3 separate regions of the Homo sapiens genome follow, and regions 1 and 3 are each linked to region 2. The links are chromatin loops, found by intact Hi-C in ENCODE. Cell type or tissue: GM12878. All regions are shown on one strand. Region 1 has its middle 400 kb from the start of MIR548AB. Region 2 has its middle 310 kb from the start of MIR548AB. Region 3 has its middle 440 kb from the start of MIR548AB.

Region 1 (2,500 bases), 92 kb after region 2:
AAATGGACTGATCAAGTTATTCTACTCTGGGCACTTATAGCCCAGTAGTTACATAGTTGTATGGTCACTTGGATTAAAGTATCTCTATTTCCTGTATTACCTAATTTGTTTGTTTTCTTTAATTAGAAATTCAAGCAAATTGAAATGATTTGGAAAAACTAATCATGTTATATATAAACTTAAAAGGTGATTTACTAAGCAGTTAAGTTAAACTTCTCAGCTAATCATTGACACATTCAACTATAAAGTGAGCTTTAACAATTGCGTTCTTCTCATCAGCGTGTTAGTAGGAGATCATTAATGTCCCATTTCCATTTGTTCTTGGCAATTTAAGCAGTTTATATATCCACAGATCATGACAGAGGGAACCTATAAAAGCCTCCTGCAGAGAATAGGTCCTATATCTATTATTCTCCGCGTGGTTTTGGGGGAAATCCCAGCTTACCACCGTATAAGCTGTGTTCTTAGATGCTAGACCCTGTCTCCCCACCCTATCATAGTCTCAAGACCACAAGTTCTAACAACAGTACATTCTTTGAATTACTAGTATTATTCTCATTTGTTCCCTCATTGTTCTGCAATTCAAGATTATTCAGCACTTCCAGTGAAAAAAAATCCATGCTAATTTATCTAGAGTTTGTTCATTATATTCCCAGTTTTTTCCTTGTATTGCATACGTTTATATGCATATTCAGAAACCTCTACAGTTTTTAAATCCTACTGCAAGTAATCATTTGTGTCTTGCATATTTATGATGTAATACTGTAGCACAGTTTCAAAAGCTTTTTAATTTATTCAATAATTCTTTCAAAGACTTTGCTGTTCTTGCTGCAATTTGTCAAAAATACATTTTGTTTTTGCAAAATAGTCTTCATACTCTATATATTTCAATATTCACATACTTCATTCTTCTGCGCTTTGTGTATTTCTATATATCTATGAATGGGTTTCTCTCTCTCTCCAGCTCTCCCTCTTTCTCCCTTTTTCTTTCACTTGCTCCTTCACTGATTGTCTACTATTAAGCTGCCAGCATTTATATCACCTACCTTGAAGGCTCCACACTTTCTTATCTACTGTCCTTCGATTCTTTCATATTATTATCTTTTTTATTGCATTTATTCGGGAAGAAAATAACTACTAATTTTACCTTGAAATATATTTTGAAATTGAAAGAAAAAAGCTAGCTCCCAAGCAAACCAAACCTCTGAAATAATGTGAGCACTCTGTCTCTGTGGTGTTCATTTGTTTCTAGACTTTATTTAGACACTCTAGCAACCACACACAATTTTACTTCAAAGATATTGGACTACCTCTCCATGGATTTACAAAACATGTGCTTTGACCAGGAGGTGACACTATAAACATTTACCAACCAATGTAGCACAGGGAGTGGAACAACACAGAGAAACTGCAGCTGAAGTCTGAAGCTGAGTTTTATGGGCTACTTACTTTGACGCCAACTAGTCCAGCTGTTACTGTGGGTGAGAGTAGGAAACAGGACCTTGGTAGTTAGGGATGAGACAAGCTGCTGCCAGGGATGGTTACTGGCAAACTTGGTCAGACTAATTTCTATATTGTAAAACAGTAAAGGCCATGCCAATGCACTCTGGCTAAAAATTAGCCATACCACAACCCCTTGCTACTTTTTTTTTTTTTTTTTTTTTTTCTGAGACAGAGTCTGGCTCTGTCACCCAGGCTGGAGTGCAGTGGCGTGATCTCGGCTCACTGCAACCTCCACCTTCCAGGTTCAAGTGATTCTCCTGCTTCAGCCTCCCGAGTAGCTGGGACTACAGGCGCGCACCTCCATGCTGGGCTAAGTTTTGTATATTTAGTAGAGACAGGGGTTCACCATGTTGGCCAGGATGGTCTCGATCTCTTGACCTTGTGATCTGCCTGCCTTGGCCTCCCAACGTGCTGGGATTACAGGTGTGAGCCGATGCGCCTGGCCACTACTTTTTATCAGTAAAAAATTCCAAAATAAATCCCTTTAGTATTGTCTACAAATTTACAACGTAAAATCCACCTGGAACTTTTGCTAATAGTTTAATTTAGGGATCAGACTTATTTCCCTGCAGATCAAAATCTCTAGAGGAGAAGTCTGGACAGTTATAAATTTCACAATCGCAACAGGCGATACTTATTACTAGGGAAGTTCAGAAAAGAGTGACTTCATGTGATCCTCACTACAGCTTTATAAATTGGACAGTACTGAAATTATGACGCCTATTTTCAAAAGAGAAATTGAAACATCAAGATTTCATAAGTTGTACAATAATAAGAACCAGGTCTTCTGTTTCTAATTACAATAGTCTTCGGATTACTAGATCAGATTATTTCCTTGGACTGAAAATCTATAAATACTAGTAGCTTTTCTCCTCAAACTTTATTTTTGTGTGTTTACTTGTTTTTTTCTCAGTGTCATATTTTTATTATAGAAGATCAACTATTTGAAAATTATTTAGTATTATTTGTATTTGTGCTCTTTTCAAAAGTAAATACA
Region 2 (2,500 bases):
TGATTTCCCATTACATTCTCTCTCTGTGATTTATTCAAGCCTATCATGGTGTCATTTGCTGTGTTTTCACTCTTTTTTCTATTTTTGTTTCTTTAATGTTTGTTTATCATTATATTTTTATCTTCTATTTTTTAAAAAAATAGGCTAGTTTTCTTCTCAAATGTTTTTTGTGTTAGAATATCTTTCATGAAACTTAGAAAGCTTGGTGCTGTCTCTCTAAGAGAGAGCTTGTGGCTTCTGAGTTGAGACTAAGCGATATGTTTCTCTAATATCTTCCTCCATTTCTTGAGTCATTTCTCTGATGATTCAGCCATTGCTTGTGTTGCTTTATCTCCTTATGTGGTAATAGGTAGACAGAGTTTCTTTTTTATCTCTAGTCATATAGAATAAGAAAAGTTTGAAAGTGGAGAAAAGGAGTGAGCTGATGTCATCTGCAGATACAATTCTGGCCTTATTTGTAACCATTAGAAAATCTTTTCTGTTTCCTCTGACTGCTTCTTCTCTCCATCTTTGGTATTCCAAAGGTTTGCTTTGGCTCACAGCAAACACTTTTGTCATAGTTTGTTCCATTGCTATGTAGCTGCTTCAGGATAACATACAACACAGCTTGCTCTACTGGGTGCAATGATTACATAGTAAAGAAAAACAAACAAATAAAAAAACGTTTTACTTATATACATCTACTTTTACTTTTTACATATATTTAATCTACACAATAAGAAATTACATATTCTACTGTTTAATTACTGCTTCATATTTCCTGTCTCCACAGGTCCAAATGTCCTATGGTCATGAAGCCGTTATGGTCTATGAGTATTCTTTGTGGAAGTCTCATAACAACATTGTGAAGCCAGAGTCCTTCCTGCAGCCATGAGGCCCTCCAAGCTCTCTCCCCTGTGGCCCTTTTCATCTTGCTTTCTACTCCTCTAGCTTTTGCTCATTCTGTTTCAGCCACACTGGCCTTCTTCCTGTTTTCACACACCCACAGAATGCCTCTGACTGAGGCATTTTCTGTTCTCTCTTTTCTCAGCTGTTCATATGGCTCACTCCCCTACTCTTTCAGATCTTTATTTAAATGTGACTTTCTCAGTGAGGTCTTCCCTGCCCCCCCCCCCCATTTAAAGCTGCTATTTACCACATCCCTTTCTCACCAACACCACCACACAAACTCATTTCTCTATATTCTGGTCTTATTCTTCTTTATAGTAGTGAAGTCCTTCTAATATAGTATGTATTTTATTTTTTTAGGTATCTGATTCCACTCAGTTGAATTTATGATGTTTGGTTCATTGCTATGGTCTAAATGTGTTTCTTGCACCTAATAGACATGCAATAAATATTTTTGAATGAAAGAATAAAGATCAATAAAATAAATTTATTTATTGATGATTAAATACAGTGCTAATATTGGAAAGATGAACACACAGAGTTGACTTTTTTTTACTTCAAAGATAAACTCTTTATTTGTCTTTTTACAGGGTAACATCAATCACAATCTGATGAAATGCTGCTACCTAAAATTATCAAGATTATTAATTGAAACAGAATTTATACATTGTATCTTGAACAGAATATTATGTCCTATCCTGTCTCTTCAGGTTTCATTGTAGAAATCCATATATAAAGTGGAGATAAGACTTGTAAATCTGATTCTTGTATAAAACCTTAATTCAAATAGTAACAGTATAATAATAATAACAATCAACATTTGATTTGCATTTATTATGTAGGAACAAGGTACTGAGATTTTTACATGTATCACTATAATATATGTATAAGTATTATAAAGCTGAAGAAATTGAAACTGAAAGAAGTGAAATCACTTGTTCAAGCTCATATACCTAGCAAATAGCAAAGCCAAAATAAAAACTCCGGGAATCCTGATTACAATGTCCATACTTCTAAACACTTCAAAAATTATCTTAAAAATCAATACCAGTAAAAACAAAATATTTCCATAGTAACTAAAGTACATATAAATTCATGAAACAAAGGTAACCAATAAATTATTAGAAAGATGTTTTTCTAATGGCAGACACATTCTTCTAACAGTTGAGTGTATCTAAAAGAAGTTGACATTATTTTACTAGTATCTTATATATCTAATAAAGGTAAAAAAATGTAACTTCAATGTTTTTCACTTTGTCAATTGATAACAAACACATTCCGTAATACACCTTTTAGTCGAGTGTTATTAGATTAGTCCTGGAAAATATTTTATCAGCCACTATAAGCACCTACGTAAATTTGAAAACATATTTCTGAATTCTTGTTAAATATGTATCCAATTATTGCTAACATCTTCACAGAATAATGTATTAGTTTGCTGTTTCTATTTTCGATATCTTGATTTGAGCTAAATGTCCATAATTAGACATCAATATTCTGCCAAATGCCAGATTTTTAAAGTATATTTTAAACTAAAATAAAGAAAGCTTCTCATGATTTTCCATGTCATCAAATTATAATTCACAAAGGATGTCTACATATCCTCTATTCC
Region 3 (2,500 bases), 130 kb after region 2:
GTTGTTTTCTTTTTTCTAACAATAAGATATTAACATCATTAAATCATTACTGACATCACACAGCTCAAACAAAATAACACCTTTTTACTTTACTTTGAAAATGGCATGTGCTGCACCCATTAACTCGTCATTTACATTAGGTATATCTCCTAACGCTCAACATGGCACACGTATACATGTGTAACAAACCTGCACGTTGTGCACATGTACCCTAGAACTTAAAGTATAATAAAAAATAAAAATAAAAAAGAGAGAGAATAAAACGAAAAGGAAAAGGCATGTTAAATTGAAACAGGGCTTGTAAAACACTATGATCTGAACTATTTTTATGAAAAATAATATGATCATACTTAAGGGCAGACATAATTCTAACTATTGATATGTATGCTTAGTAATTATGAAAGAATGGTGAGTCCAGGAAAAAATAAACTTTAAGCTTTTTTTTTTTGGAATATAGAAGACTGAGGGATGGGAAGGTTGGAGGAGCAAGAAAGTGGTACGAGGGATTTCTGAAAATTTCTGGCTGCAGTGGGTGTACTCAGCTGGGATATAGCCAACACTCACAAAAGGGACACACAAAACTTTTAGTGTAAGATCTGGAGATTCTAAACTCCTCCTCCTTTCACTGTCAATTATTCTTCCTGAAAGTGGGCCAAGAGGACATTTATCAGTGAATCCCTTCTTCCTTCTATTTGGCTTTCTTAAGTCAAATAGATGTAGGAGGCAATGACATTCGCAAGAAGAATGAGGGTATAACATAGAGTAAGAAACCATTCCAGTTAGCCTCCAACTAAGAAAGTTCCTGGGCTGCAGGACCTTCAGTGCAAAATAGGGAAATAATCAATTGCCCTAATGCAACAACATAGAAAAGATGGCCTATGGACTGAGGTGATTATGATTGTTGTGTTCCAGATCTCAGCACCTATAGATGAGCACATGTGTCAGAAGGGACAATCTGAAAACTCTTTAGCAGCATCACATTCAAATATCTTAAGAGATAAATGATTGACATGAATGAGTGCAATTCCATTAAAATATTCAGATTTGGTCAAAAAACTCTGTTAGCTCTTGTTAAAAATAGTTGGTAATTCCTGATAAAAAACTTTTACTTCATCACTGGATTAGTGAATCTAGACCCAGATATGGCAAAAAGTCCTTATAAGCAAAGTGAAGCATAATATTCACAAGTAGATGCATGTGGTTCAGATCACAGACTTTGGAGTAAGAGACTTAGAGTTTGAATGCCAGCTGCAACACATAGTACCTGAGTGGTCATGGGAAGTTCCCTAACTATCCTGTGTCACAGTGCTTTAAGTTTCAGTAGTGCCTTTTGGAATGCAATGCTGCAAGGGCTCAAAGTATTAAATATGCAAAGAATGTAGAACACTGCCTGGTTCACAGCAAGCATGAAAAAAGTGTTAGTTATTAACTTCTCCATCCTTGTCACTCATTAACTTCACAAATACCTGTCAAATCTAAGTGCTAGTTATTGTTCTTGGCATTTAAGCCAGAAAAATCAGTAATACATGCCACATACCACAAAGAGCCTTCATTCTCTCTCCCAGGGGTGTTGGTTAAATGATAAAATTCAGTCAAGTTTCCTCAGCCAATAACACTCATTACACACAGCCTGAAATGTCAACATAAAGAATAAGCTATCCATAACATATTGTGTTAAAGTGGCTAGCAATACTTTGGCAGAATATTAAGCTATTACACTGGTTTCATGGATAGTGTGAGCCCAAGCTCAGGTGTACCTCTTAGGAATTTAGGATGTATTCCCACAGGTACCCAGTTGTCAAGATCCTTGGGAGTTGCCTGAGTTGAAGGAAGCTGCCCCCAAATACATTATGCCTCATTTCTAAGACAGCCCTTTTCCAATGACCTTCCTGGCTGTTGAAAGAAGTGTACCAAAGAAGAGAAGAAATAAAAATCGGACAGAAAGTGATCTTGGGCTCTGTATAGTGGCCACAAGGCCTGAGCCAATCCTCTGTGGACTCTGAAGCTGAGATAGCCCCTTAGAGTTATTATAATTTCAGACACTGGGGTCAGGTCTTTATACACCTTTATACACTCGTGTTACCTTACTTATGGTACTTTTATCCCTTAAATCTTCACAAGACTAATGAATAATAGTAAAAAGTAAACATTAATGCCATGTTTTGTAGGGCATTTTGTGAAAAAAATGCCTTTTAACAACTTTTAACTTGTACTTTAAGTTCCTGTTATATAAGCTTGCAGGGACAAGAGCATATACAAAACTCTTAAAACATGTGCACTCATACTTTTCATAAATGGAACCAAACAACTACTACTTCCCTGGCTGATCAGTTCCAAGATGATATAATGAATTGATACTGTGTTTGTCACAGAAGAGTTGATGTGGGATGTGGGTCTTCCCTGTCTTTGCTGTGATAGCTGGCAGGTGCAGTCCTATTGTTTGATTGCTTAATGGGATTACTTTATAGTGCAAACAATCTACCTGAGACCAAAGGGAAAT

The links. Hi-C counts contacts between places; a loop is a spot of excess contacts. Peaks named below come from ENCODE experiments on the same cell type or tissue, not always from the same donor. Only the 100,000 strongest peaks of a DNase experiment are listed, where the experiment ranks them.
Region 1: it touches region 2 in a loop (2.9-fold over the local background); 1 of 110 quality-filtered maps calls a loop at or near these places.
Region 3: a loop joins it to region 2, with 2.3 times the contacts of the local background. A loop is called at or near these places in 1 of 110 quality-filtered maps.

What each region holds. Positions count from the first base shown.
Region 1 is chr3:103,125,273-103,127,772 of GRCh38, reverse strand. No RefSeq gene overlaps it. Among named protein-coding and RNA genes, the nearest start is that of MIR548AB, 400 kb to the left of the region's middle. In GM12878, no CTCF peak of the experiment used is centred here; DNase peaks (open chromatin) are centred at 1,313 and 1,552.
Region 2 is chr3:103,216,826-103,219,325 of GRCh38, reverse strand. No RefSeq gene overlaps it. Among named protein-coding and RNA genes, the nearest start is that of MIR548AB, 310 kb to the left of the region's middle. RefSeq lists an enhancer at 852-1,091. In GM12878, no CTCF peak of the experiment used is centred here; a DNase peak (open chromatin) is centred at 995.
Region 3 is chr3:103,084,546-103,087,045 of GRCh38, reverse strand. No RefSeq gene overlaps it. Among named protein-coding and RNA genes, the nearest start is that of MIR548AB, 440 kb to the left of the region's middle. In GM12878, no CTCF peak of the experiment used is centred here; a DNase peak (open chromatin) is centred at 1,375.